Regions from separate parts of the Homo sapiens genome. Here region 2 is linked to region 1. Evidence: chromatin contacts called from ENCODE Hi-C or POLR2A ChIA-PET data. All regions are on one chromosome and are shown on one strand. Each heading gives the region's core, a stretch centred on a gene start or an enhancer-like site at or near the end of the contact. The rest is flanking DNA. Distances are from core to core; before and after follow the strand shown.

What was found. A loop is a pair of places that touch in the nucleus more often than their neighbours do. ChIA-PET counts read pairs that join two places held with the same protein, here RNA polymerase II (POLR2A). Pooled maps may share reads with other maps.
Region 2: a loop to region 1 is called in a pooled map, with 35 times the contacts of the local background. The contact joins the promoter of LINC01719 here to the enhancer-like site in region 1. A Hi-C loop is called at or near these places in 2 of 50 pooled maps. POLR2A ChIA-PET finds 5 or more read pairs at or near these places in 2 of 52 experiments (WTC11 and activated naive CD4-positive, alpha-beta T cell).

Annotation. Positions count from the first base shown.
Region 1 is chr1:144,542,248-144,548,891 of GRCh38, forward strand. No RefSeq gene overlaps it. Among named protein-coding and RNA genes, the nearest start is that of RNVU1-2A, 6.4 kb to the right of the region's middle. Within about 2 kb of position 3,769, at least 36 of the 41 ENCODE cell types and tissues checked have a DNase peak (open chromatin) inside an H3K27ac peak, as active enhancers do.
Region 2 is chr1:146,048,662-146,055,305 of GRCh38, forward strand. LINC01719 (long intergenic non-protein coding RNA 1719) reads left to right here and starts at 3,935. Exons shown (of 3, transcript NR_125968.1): 1 at 3,935-4,287. It overlaps RNVU1-6 (RNA, variant U1 small nuclear 6), which reads right to left and starts at 3,583; the gene lies at 3,420-3,583. RefSeq lists enhancers at 2,793-3,521, 3,522-4,253 and a silencer at 3,433-3,672.

The DNA.
Region 1 (6,644 bases), core at 2,519-5,018:
TCCACCAACAGTACACTTAAAGTAAAATGTGCCGAACCTGAGGGTCAAACCTACCTGCTGACGTGTAATTTGTGTTTGTGAGACATTCTCAACAGCATTTGCTTTCCCCTAGCATAGTGGTTTTCGTGTTTTCCTCACATCTGAATGTCTTCAGTGCAAAACCTGTCAGAATTCATTTCCTTTGCCGAAAGATTCTAAAATACTTTCTTTTTTTTTTTTTTGAGATCAGCGCACTGCAACTTCCACTTCCCAAGTTCAAAGGATTCTCCTGCCTCAGCCTCGTGAGTAGCTGGGACTACAGGCCTGAGCCAACACAGGCGGCTAATTTTTGTATTTTTAGTAGAGACGGAGTTTCACCATGTTGGCCAGGCTGGTCTCAAATTCCTGACCTCAAGTAATCTGCCCACCTTGGCCTCCCAAAGTGTTGGGATTACAGGCGTGAGCCACCTTGCCCAGCCTAAAATACTCTTACTTCAAGCAAAAGTGCATTAAAAACTAACTTCTCAGTTGCATCCCTGGAATCCATAGAAAGCCCGGGAGAGACAATCAAGTGCTACAGGATCAAGCGCTAAACAGGGGAGGACAAAACATGGCTTCCTAACTAGGAGTCAGGGCAAAGTTATCTGCTTTGGTCTCCAATGGAGACCGGCACTTGGTTCACCTGCGACGGGAGGACCCGGCCCAGAGGAGGCGGACTTTCTCTTCATGGTGCCTTCAGACAGGAAATCTCCTAGGATTCCTTTCTTTCCCTTTGATCTACTCCCAACGCTCCCTTTCTGTTTCTTCAAGACCTTTTTTGGATCCCCACTGCGCAGGACCTAAGGGGCTGGTGCCCTTCCCTACCCTTCCTGCCTGGGTGTCTTCAGCACCCATGCTCACCCAGAACGTTACTGCCTGCCAGAGAGAGCGAGAGGACCAAGGAGGGCGGTGGGTGCAGTGGGAACCAGAGTCACCGTGTGCCTGTGCCTCGTGGGCTCCTCGCAGATTGAATAAACGCCCCCTGAAGCTTCTCTGCAGGTCACAGGGAAGGGGAGGGTGGCTGCCGACCCGGCGGGAGAAGCGTCAAGAAGCGTCGGGAGGACCTGACCCTACCCCTGGACCTTGAAGACAGGCCTGGCCAGGCTGATTTTAATGGATAGGCCCAAGGAAAAGGCTCAAGGGCGGCCCAAACCCCGACCCTGAGATTAAGGCTTTCAAATGTCTGAACGGTTTGATGTTGGTCAGTAGAATCCATCCCACCTTTATCACGAGACTCCTTTGCCAAAATTCAGAGATCTGGGATTCCTGCTGGTTGCCGCACAGAAAGCCAATCACCGAGACGCTTATCGCCAAGGAAGGCACTTTAATAGGGTGCTGCAGTGGGGGAGATGAGAACTCAGTCTCAAATCCATCTCCCTGACCAACCAAAACCAGAGGTTTAGATGGCAGGGAAGAAATGTTAACAATGAGTAAGAAAACAGGAACTAGGGAGGAGCAAGGAAGCAATCATGATGAATGAGGGGTCCCAGCATCTCATTTTCTGGATGAATTTCAGTACTTTGATAGCTTTTTTGACAGGCCTGAAGGTCATTTCCTGAGGAAGGAACTCAGATAAAACAAATACTAAGTTTCTTTCTTTTTTTTTTTTTTTTTGAGACGGAGTCTTGCTCTGTCGCCCAGGCTGGAGTGCAGTGGCGCGATCTCGGCTCACTGCAACCTCCGCCTCCCAGGTTCATGCCATTCTCCTGCCTCAGCCTCCCGAGCAGTTGGGGCTACAGGCACCCACCACCACACCCAGCTACTTTTTTGTATTTTTAGTAGAGACGGGGCTTCACCGTGTTAGCCAGGATGGTCTCGATCTCCTGACCTCGTGATCCACCCGCCTCGGCCTCCCAAAGTGCTGGGATTACAGGCGTGAGCCACCGCACCCGGCCAACAAATATTAAGTTTCAAGCTGTAAGACCAGAAGGGTCCATTTCTAGGTTTATCCAAAAAAGCTACATATGGGACTGTGGGGTGGTTTTCAGACCAAGAAAGAAAAAGATTGTGCAGACCAAAGTCTGCAGTTAACCAAAGAAAAAACATAATTTTCTGACCAATAGGATGTATGGGATCAGAGAATGACCAGGCTATAGAAGAACCGTTTTTTGTCCTGAGCATAGGGGAAGGATGAAGTTGCACCAACTAAGGTGGAATTAAGCTGCAGATGGGGAAAAATCTGGATTTTGGTTCAGAGCCCTGGGGTCTTCCTTGAAAGAAGAACCCTGTTTCGGTTTCTGCCTCTCTCTGAGTCCTTTTGGAGGTTGAGGATGCTGAGGTCTTGGTGCTTGGCCCCCTCTAGCCCTGAGTACTTCCCCTCCGGCAGGGCAACCTGGCCCAGTGCCCAGGTCCCAGCTCCAGCGACCATTTCCCCCTACTTTGCTCCTAGCAAAGGCCTGAAGGCCTAGCGGTTCCTGCAGAACCCCTGTCTCCCTCTTTTGGATAAAGCAGAGAGGAAATGACCTGTGTGGAGGGAATCAGGGGCTGCATCTGCACGGAGGAGCTGAGGCAAGTAGGGCAGTTGCGGTCTGTCAATGTAAAGGACATTTGCCATCCAGGAGGTTGGGCTGTTATTATTAGTTTTTAAATTCGTCAATACAAACTTCAGGGAAATGTGTCTTCTTACTTGTAGGAACCTCACAAGACCTCCCATCTTATATTCCAGGGAGAATTGCTGCGTATTACACGAACACATAGGTGAGACTGCCATTCTGACCTGCAGGCCTCGATGTCCTGTGCAGGGGCACCAGGGCACTGGCAAAGCCCTTTCCATACAAAGAGCAAGCGTGTTATGTCTACAACCCAATGGCACCAGTTCCAAGTACAATTTCTACTTGGTTCTATGAGCTGAGTACATGTTCCCCCCAGCACAGAAATCCTACAAACTCCCATGAATGCTATAGGGAAAAGCAGGGGCTAGCCAGGTGTGATGGATCATACGTGTAATCCCAGCAGTTTAGAAGGCCAAGGCAGGGCAGATCACTTGAGTCCAGGAATTGGAGACCAACCTGGGCAACATGGCGAAACTTCAACTCTTAAAAAAACAAAACAACAACAACAACAACAAAACAAGAACAGAAATTAGCCGGCTGCGATGGCTCGTGCCTGTGCTACTCCAGAGGCTGAGGTGGGAGGATCGCTTGAACCAAGATCCCACCAGATACAGTGAGACTCTGTCTCAGGGAAAAATACAAACAAAAAAAAGAGGCTCTGTAAGAGGTGACTCTGGGGACAATGGAAAAACACTAAGGTTTTCAAGTGGTGTTAAAAGCCAGTAGGCCTTGGGGACCACTGAGCAATCTACAAAGCAGGGAAGCCTAGATCCCTGAGCTCTGCCCGCCAAGTACCACCACAGCTAACATGAGAGACCTCCCCCACAGAGACTGAAATTTGCCTCCTGAGGAAACAAGTGACTACAGACATCTGTCCCAGGACAGTAAACAAGAAAATAAGGTCTCACAAAAACAAAAACAGCTGACCACACCATACAATCACTGAGACCGGGCCTGCGACTATAGATGAAAAAAGCAAATGCTGTCTATTATTCATACCATGAAAGACCAGGGGAAAGCACGAACGCAGTCCCCTACTACTGTTGCGGGAATCAGGAGAACAAAGAGACCAACGGGTGGAACAGAAGGATTTTATTGAGTGCACTCGGGCCTAGCGTGAGCCCCGAAGAAAGACAGGGGGCTTGACTTTTATACACACTTCTGAAAGGGGGTTGGCTAGTTTGAATGGTGCAGCAGGAATTTGATGGTGCGAAACTCGCGGGGCAGGCAAGAGGGCTTACAGAAGCAGAAAGAAGGCAGTTAATCAAACTGTGACAGGTCTTGCAACGCAAGCACAGCTGGTAACCTTGCAGCTGCACTGAATGGAAATCAGGAACTTACAAAACTTGAATAATGACAAGTGGCAAGGGGGAAAGACAAGGCAGTAAAGACATTTGTTGTTTTTCCTCTTATACTTGCTGGGGGCGGACCGTGTTGACAAAGTCGCTGGAAATCACTGTCAGAGATGTAGCTTTTAGGATAGTATTGTCCAGGATCTGCTAGGCTCTATCCACTGCAGGCCTTGGTGGGGGGGGAGGGGGGGCCTGCGAAGCACAGGAAAACTTGTCTTTTCGTTGTAACTTCCGCTTCGTTACTACAAGTTACGCAGCTGAGCTTCCCACGTTAGAGAAAATGACAGAACAGCACACTTGAAATGAAATAGTTGAGTCGGGTTTAAAAGCCATTTCAGTAACCACAATATCTGCCCTGCCACATAAATAAGATTGCACCTATCTCCGCCCCGCCACAGCTCCATACGCCTCACCCTTTAAACGCACAGTCACTTGCCCCAGCACCACTCCAGCCAATCCCCAACCACCCCGAGCCCTCCTAGCCCTAACACACAGCTGGGACTCTCATGTCCAGCCAGTGGTCCTGGACTTGCTCCTACAGCGCGGGAAATCCTTCGTGGCGAAGCAGCAGCCCCTGCGCTGCCTCATCTACATAGAAACGCCCTATCGGTGATGTCACCGACAGTGCCTTTCCCAGTCTCCTTCTGCTCTTCCGCCCCACCCTCCGCCACTCAGCCTACCAACCCGCTGGGGGAGCCGACGGAGGAAGTGACGTCTGCTGTCCCACCTCTCCCTCCCGCCCTTGTCCTTTCCGGAGGTGCGCCCAGACCCCGCATCTAGTATCCCCCAAAGAAGCGACTACTTAACTTGTGTCCTGCGGAGGACCCTTCTGGCGGCCAGCTGGAAGCTGTGCGCCGGTCTTCAAATAGTGGCTTTTAATTCGCAGACTAGAACATTTAGGATTACAAAGAAAACCGTTTCCTTTCAAAGCTGTTTATCTTTGTGAAGTAGCATTTTGCTTAAAATTGGAAGCCTTTGACTATCAGAGAGAAATCATATCTATGAAACTAGAGAGGCTGCTCAGATGACTGCAAACCAGCCATCCTTGCTGGTTTTACCAGTAGTAGTGTTATAAAGAATGTTGTCCAATTTCATGAGTCTCGTAGGTTTGTTTTTTTGTTTTTCAAATACAGTATTGTACAAAAAGGAAGCAGAATGTGGTTGCTGTCACAATGTAATGCCTCTCTGGGCCTGAGAATTTGGAAAGGCTCACACTCCTCATAAAAGTTCTCTTCTTTCCTCATTCTCCCTTTAGATAAAAAGTCTTTTTTTTTTTTTTTTTTTTTTTTGAGACGGAGTCTCGCTCTGTCGGCGGGATCTCGGCTCACTGCAAGCTCCGCCTCCCGGGTTCACGCCATTCTCCTGCCTCAGCCTCCCGAGTAGCTGGGACTACAGGCGCCCGCCACGACGCCCGGCTAATTTTTTGTATTTTTAGTAGAGGCGGGGTTTCACTGTGTTAGCCAGGATGGTCTCGATCTCCTGACCTCATGATCCGCCCGCCTCTGCCTCCCAAAGTGCTGGGATTACAGGCGTGAGCCACCGCGCCCGGCCAGATAAAAAGTCTTTCTTGAAAGCATTGTTGATCAAAAGCTGTATCTCTCCTTGCCAGAAAGGCTCATTCCCAGATAGTCCTGTCCCACACTGGGGGCAGGGGAGGAAAGGAGCCCTCTCACTAAGGAATTTTTAACAGTGCCCAGAAGCTGAATTGGCATCACAGAATTGGGGGCGGGGGGGGAGACAGAGAGATCTCGGCCAATTCTATAGTTGCTGTCACTTGTTGAATCATCTCTAGTCTTCAGAGTACCATGAAAACAATGAGAAATACATAACATTAATAATTTGACTAGTGGAGATATAATGCACACAAGAATGATAATCACAAAGAGAATCTATATCCCGAAACAGTAAGGGAACCTATTCCATTAGGCAGCCAACTGAAAACATCAGGGAAAACATCAAATACCATTTCTTCTTTAGTGATTTATTGTAGCCAAGTGGCTTCCTTTCTAATTTTTTTTCTAGAGAAGGTTCTACTGCATGGGAAACATTTATGTATATGCAACAAAAGGTATTTGCCACCACACATACATCTCCCTGCTCAGCTAAATATATCATCTAAAGTGATGTGATTACCTAGTACAACCTTAGCCAGTGAATAAATAGCTTTTTATTGAGCTGCAAAAGAGGCCGCAGTTTCATCAGCAATGTTTTTCTTTCTTTTTTCTTTTTCTTTCAGAGACAGCGTCTGTCTCTGTGTCCCAGGCTGGAGTGCAGTGGTGCCATCATAGCTCACTGCAGCCTTCAACTCCTGGGCTTAAGTGATCCTCCTGCCTCAGCCCCCGAGTCACTGGGATTACAGGCCAGAGCCACCATGCCTGGTTTTCATCAGCAGTGTTTCCTGAGGTTACAGAAAGATTTATAATCCTAGGAAGAAACACTCCCTTGAAGCAAAAGTGCTCTCCCCGCAAAAATGCAAGGAGCTATCTTCTTGATAGCCGGGCAGATAATTCTCAGGTTTTGCCCCACTGAATCTCTATCTAAAATAGAGCAGTGGTCATGCCTAGTGAAAAGTTAGAGGGCCTAACGTTTAAATCTGTAATCCATCTTGAATTGAGTTTTGTATAAGGTGTAAGGAAGGGATCCAGTTTCAGCTTTCTTCATATGGCTAGCCAGTTTTCCCAGCACCATTTATTAAATAGGGAATCCTTTCCCCATTGCTTGT
Region 2 (6,644 bases), core at 2,685-5,184, 1.5 Mb after region 1:
ACCAGGCAGGTCTCGAACTCCTAACCTTAGGTGATCTGCCCGCCTCATCCTCCCAAACTGCTGCAATTACAGGCATGAGCCACCACACCCAGGAAAGGGAAGCACTTTTTTTTTTCTGTTTTTATAGATGAAGAAATAGAGATACAGAAAATTCAGTAACGTTTTAAAAGTCACATCATGAACCAACCAAGATTTCAACCTGGAAATTGAGGCTTCACCACAAGTGAAGACTGGGATTTTCTTGTTTTCAATTATTGGGAGTTTTGGATTTCCAGGAATGTGCAGTTGTAAAAACCCAGCTTCAGGAAGTGATGAAATAAGTGCAGTGGCTCTGGAGTAAGCTCTGAAGCCCCAGGCTCAGGCTCTATTGAAAAATTACTTTTGCTGAAATATTCTTGTTTTTAGGAACTTCCATGGAACTTGAGCCTTCGCACAGCGTATTTTGGCATCGAATTTAAAGCTAGTAGAGGTCCGGAAGATTCCCAGGATTAAAGTCTTTAAACAGAAAGCGTGAATCTTGCCTAAGTAAAAGGTACCATCTCTGGGTGGGCTTGAACCACCAGCCTTTCGGTTCAAACAGCCGAAGGCACTAACCGATGGCGCCACAGAGACTCTAATGGTTTAGATTTGCTGATACCAGAAATGGCATTTTAACCTCTGGCCGTAGATAATCTCATATGTTTGTAGCCTGTCCAATCCCGCGCACTCCAGAAACCCAGAACACGGGAGACATTGAAGCCAAGAGTCGAGTCTTTGGGCACTTTGGACGTTCTACCCGGGCAGAGTCAGCTGGGGGACTCCAACGGCCAAACGGCCGCCTGCTCCTCACCGTCTGCTCTTCACTGGTTCCCCCGCCTGCTCTTCACCGTCTCAAAAGTCGCCGGCCCCTCTACAGGCGACAACTGCAGCTTCTCCGGCGGAAGTCACTCGCTTTCCCATTCTTAGCCCCGCTTCACACCTTGAGCTCACAGTCATTTCCGCCGGGCCTGGGCTAGCGGACGCGCGCGTGGGAAGGACCAGAACCCGTGGTGTCCTCACCGCGTCACCCTCGGGCCCTCAGAGGTGGGATCCACCGGACAGGGACCTGGAGTTTGCACAGGCTGCAGCCCTTCGCCCAGAGCCAGCCTAGCACCTAGTAGGTGCCCAATAAATGCTTGGTGAAGGAAGGCATTCCACCGCAGGGTTTTAGGAGAACCATGAATTCCCGTGTGAACGTTAAGCGTTTAGTCCTACTAGGAAGTCTGGAATATAGAGACCTGAACTGTTTCTCAAAGGCAGCTGTTCTTGTATCCCCAGAGCCGGTTTAGAATCCAGCAAAGGCCCCTGCCCGGTGGATCCCACCTCTGGAGACCCGAGGATAGTGCGGTGGGGGGCACCGCGGGTTCTTGTCCTTCCCACGCTCACGTCCACCGGCCCAGGCCCAAAGGAACTGGCTGTGGGTACAAGATGTGAAGATAGTTACAAATACCAGCTAGTGCCAGTGCCAGTTGCAGAAATCAGGACTTGTAATAGTTATGAGTATTTCTTCATTATTTTGAGATGAATACATTTGGGTGTATATTAACCAAAACTTTTCTTGAGAATTCTCCTCTTCCATCACCCTAGCTAGCACATTCATTAATAATTAACTTTTAGAAATCTCAATATTTAGGTTACAGGAAAGCAAATATGGAATGTGATCTATCTAGCTAAAAAAGGAGTGAACATCATTCAAAGACAAAGACTTTATCCTGTTGGGGAAAGGGTTGGCATATTTTCACTGAATGAGAAAAAGTATGATTTTCATATTGTCTTTATTTGAACCTTAAGTATGATTTTACAAGGAGGAAAAAGGAGGAGGAAGAAGCAAAAGAAGAGGAAGAGGAGGAAAAAAAGAAGAGGAGGAAGATGTACATTGATGCCACTTTGAGAAGAAGTGGACTGTGGTGGATTTGTAATGTATCAGTTTTGCCAAGCTGAATGCACATTTCCCAGATTTGCCATCTTTAGATAGCTCTAGGTTAGCCTGGGCAACAGGAGACACTTGGAAGATAGAATTCGAGTGGCTGTTACACTCTTTTGTATACTGGGAAGGGCGTTGTTACAGCTCAGGCATGATCTTCAGCTTCCCTGACCCTTGGACTGGTGGGTGTTTTGCTTCTTGATCTAACATTAAGGTTAGAAGTTGCAGGATTCCAGCAGGGTTTTGTCACATCCAATCTGGTTTAAGTTCTCATATTATTAGGAAAGCTTTAGGGTGCTTCAGGAAAACGCTTTTTAAAAAATCAAATTTGGAAAATATCAAATGGAATTATAGGCAATAAGCATAACCCAGTGGAACCATGAATCAAACCCTCTAGAGCAGGGTTGTCTAAATTTTGGCTTCCTTGGGCCACACTGGAAAAAAAAAAAAGACACTTGTCTTGGGCCAAACATAATATACACTAATCGCAATTGAACTGTACCTGTAAAGCTTGTAAACAAAATGTGTCTGTAAAGTCTGTAAACAGGCCAGGTGCGGTGGCTCAGGCCTGTAATCCCAACATTTTGGGAGGCCGCGAGGCAGGCGGAAAACTTGAGGTCAGGAGTTCAAGACCAGGGTGGCCAACATGGTGAAACCCTGTCACTCTTTTTTTTTTTTTTTTTTTTTGAGACGGAGTCTCACTCTGTCGCCCAGGCTGGAGTGCAGTGGTGCGATCTCAGCTCACTGCAACCTCTGCCTCCCGGGTTCAAGCGATTCTCTTGCCTCAGCCTCCTGAGTAGCTGGGACTACAGGCACGTGCCACCACACCCGGCTAATTTTTTTTTTTTGTATTTTTATTAGAGATGGGGTTTCACTGTGTTAGCCAGGATGGTCTTGACCTCCTGACCTCATGATCCACCCGCTTCCGCCTCCCAAAGTGCTGGGATTACAGGCGCGAGCCAGTGCGCCCGGCCCGGTGAAACCATGTCTCTACTAAAAATTCAAAAAATTAGCCGGACCTAATTTTTTGGTTGCCTGAGCCTGTAATGCCAGTTACTCGGGAGGCTGAGTATTCTCTGGTTGAGGAAGGAGAATAGCTTGAACGCAGGAGGCAAAGGTTGCAGTAAGGCGAGATCGCGCCATACACTCCAGCGGACTGTTTGCTGTTAATCCCATAGGGAAAAGAAAAGCTTAGTTTTATTTCTATAGAACAACAACAAAAAAAGATAAGAGATTAGTAGAGACGGGTTCACTATATTTGCCCACACACGCCTGAGGTCGAGCGATATTAACATAAACATAACCTATCGACGTACCTCATAGATTGCTGGGATTACAAACGTGAGAACCACGATGTCCCAAATTTTTAGTTTCAGTGAAGTTACAGATGGGAACAAAGACCTGATTCTCAGCTTACGCTGACGCCCAGTATGCGTTTCTGCAGCAAACAAAACCTATTTTTAAAACGACAAAAATACAGGGGAAAGCGCGAATGCAGTCTACCACTGCCACAAATTATACAGTCAAGTTTCCCACATTTGGGGAAACTGCAGGGGTCAGCAGATCCGGAGTGCAATGGATAAGACTCGCTCTGGAAAAACCACCTTCGTGACCAGGGTATCTCTCCTGCCAGGTAAGTATGAGTTATTGCACCTCCGCCCCGCCGGCAGCCTCACACGCTTCACCCTTTACACGCACGGTCACTTGCCCCGCGCACACCCCCCTCCCCCCCAGCCCTCCTAGCCCTGACACACAGCTGGGACTCTCAGGTCCGACCAGCGGTCCTGAACCCGCTCCCACGGCACGGGAACTCCTTCGTGGCGAAGCAGCATGTGGCGAAGCAGCAGCCCCTGCGCTGGCTCATCTACATAGAAGTCGCCCTATCCGTGATGTCACCGACAGCGCCTTTCCCAGTCCCCGTCTGCCTTTCTGCCGCTCAGCCGACCAACCCGCTGCCGGAGCCGGCAAGGGGAAGTGACGTCTGCCTCTCCCTTTTTTCTCTCCTGCTTCCCTCATCTGTTCTCTTCCAAAGAAGCTGGTCCTTAGCCTGTATTGCGGAGCAAGCTTTCGGCGACCAGCTGGACCCTGGGCACCCTTCTTCGAACAATGGCTTTTAATTCTCAGACTAGAACGTTTAGGATTACAAAAGAAACTGGTTCTTTTCACATTCTTATTCTTGTGATGTAGCATTCCGCATATATATATATATATATATATATATATATATATATATGTATCCAACTATCCTAAAAGACACTACCCTTCATCATTCCATGCCATTAGACATGTATAGGACCATGCATGGTGATCTCCTCCAGACAAAAGTAAATGCTGGTGCAGAACAGGTAAGTGTACTATAATTTGAGTACATCAGCTTTTGGGCATTTTAAACCATGGGTCAGACAAGTTAGAGCAAGAGGGCAGGTTGATAGCAAGAGGGAGTGTTTTTCTTTTAATTTTCTTTTTTTTTGTTTTGAGACGGAGTCTCGCGCTCTTCGCTCAGGCTGGAGTGCAGTGGGGCTATCTCGGCTCACTGCAAGCTCCGCCTCCCGGGTTCACGCCATTCTCCTGCCTCAGCCTCCCCAGTAGCTGGGATTACAGGCACCTGCCACCACGTCCGGCTAATTTTTTGTATTTTTAGTAGAGATGGGGTTTCACTCTGTTAGCCAGGATGGTCTCGATCTCCTGACCTTGTGATCCGCCCACCTCGGCCTCCCAAAGTGCTGGGATTACAGGCGTGAGCCACCGCGCCCGGCTTCTTTTAATTTTCAAATAGCAAAGTGATGTTTGCCACTGTCATTTCAGAATGAGGTGACAATTTGTTGTTGTTTGGTTTTGTGGGGTTTTTTGTTTGTTTGTTTGTTTCTGAGACAAGGTCTCACTGTCGCCCAGGTTGGAGTACAGTGGCATGATCAGGGTTTACTTCTGCCTTGACCTCACGAATTCAAGCAAACCTCCTTACTAATCCTCCCAAGTAGCTGGGACTACAGGTGCATGACACCACACCCTGGGGTGTGAACTGGGATTTGATGTTTTCAGTTGGCTCCCTGATGGAATAGGTTCCCTTACTATTCTGGAATACAGATTGTCTTCATGATTATGATTCATAATCATAATGATTATGACAGCAGTCCCTGCTGTCAGGCAGGGACGTTTAAGTCTGCAGAAGCTGTCTGCTGCCTTTTATTCAGATATGCCCTGCCCCCAGAGGTGGAATCTAGAGGCAGTAGGCCTTGCTGAGCTGCAGTGGGCTCTACCCAGTTCGAGCTTCCCTACCACTTTATTTACACTGTGACCATAGAACCACATACTCAAGCCTCAGCAGTGGCAGAACCCCCTCCCCCTGCCATGCTCCAGTGTCACAGGTTGATCTCAGACTGCTGTGCTAGCAGCAGGCAAGGCTCCATGGGCATGGGACCTGCCGAGCCAGGCACAAGAGGGAATCTCCTGGTCTGTCGGTTGCAAAGACAGTGGAAAAAAGCACAGTATTTGGGCAGGGGTGTACTGCTTCTCGAGGTACAGTCACTCACAGCTTCCCTTGGCTAGGAAAAAGAAATCCCCCAACCCCTTGCACTTCCCGGGTGAGGCGACACCCCACCCTGCTTTGGCTCATCCTCCGTGGGCTGCATCCACTGTCCAACGAGTCCCAGTGAGATGAACCAGGTACCTCAGTTGGAAATGCAGAAATCACCTGTCTTCTGCGTCTATCTCACTTGAAGCTGTAGACCGGAGCTGTTCCTATTCAGCCATCTTGGAAGCAACCCTCTTTTTCTTTTTGTATTTTGGTAGAGACAGGGTTTCACCATATTGCCCAGGCTGGTTTCAAACTCCTGAGGTCAAGCCATTCTATAAAACAAACTTACATTTGTTTTATCTGAGTTCCTTCCTCAGGAAAGGACTCTCAGGCCTCTCAAAAAGCATCAGAGACCCGAAACTCAGCCAATCACAGCATCCAGACAATGAGATGCCAGTCCCCTCACTCATCACGAGTGCTTCCTCACCCCTCTCTAGTTCCTCTTTTCCCACACACAGTTAACTTTTCTTCTGCGCTATATAAACCCCTAACTTTAGTCAATCAGGGAGACAGATTTGAGACTCATCTCCTGTCTACTCAGCTGCAGCACCTGATTAAAGCCTTCTTCCTCAGCAATACTCAATGTCTCAATGATTGTCTTTCTGTGTGCTGAGAACACTGAAGCCCTGGGGTTTTGGTAAAAATACATGTACACTTTTAAAAACCGCAATTAATGGGTTGTGGTATATTGAGAAATTGGAGTGGCATCAACTTGGCCAATTCTGAGGAAACACACTGTGCTTAAGTGTGAGGGCCCTGCCTCCTGACCTCGACAGTTTATGGTTGATTTTGAGGCACAGCAGGGGAGTATGGCCTGGTTTGAGTGTTTTATAGAAATGTAAAACATGGCTGATTACTTTTTATTTTAAATCCAACAAATCTCCATTTCTGGTGAGAAAATCTTGCCAAAACCAACCAAACAAATGCGTAGAAGTATATGAAGAAGAAAATGAAAGATTCCCTGCCTCCCAATCCCACTTGCTTGGTGTCAGCCATTATTTATCACATGGAGGAAGGGGGCAAGACACACAGGAAGTCCCAAGTCCTGTTCTCACAATCATCTGGCCTCCCTGGGCAAAGGGAAAAGAGGGAAGGCAAAAAGAATATAACACTACTGTTTGCGGAAAT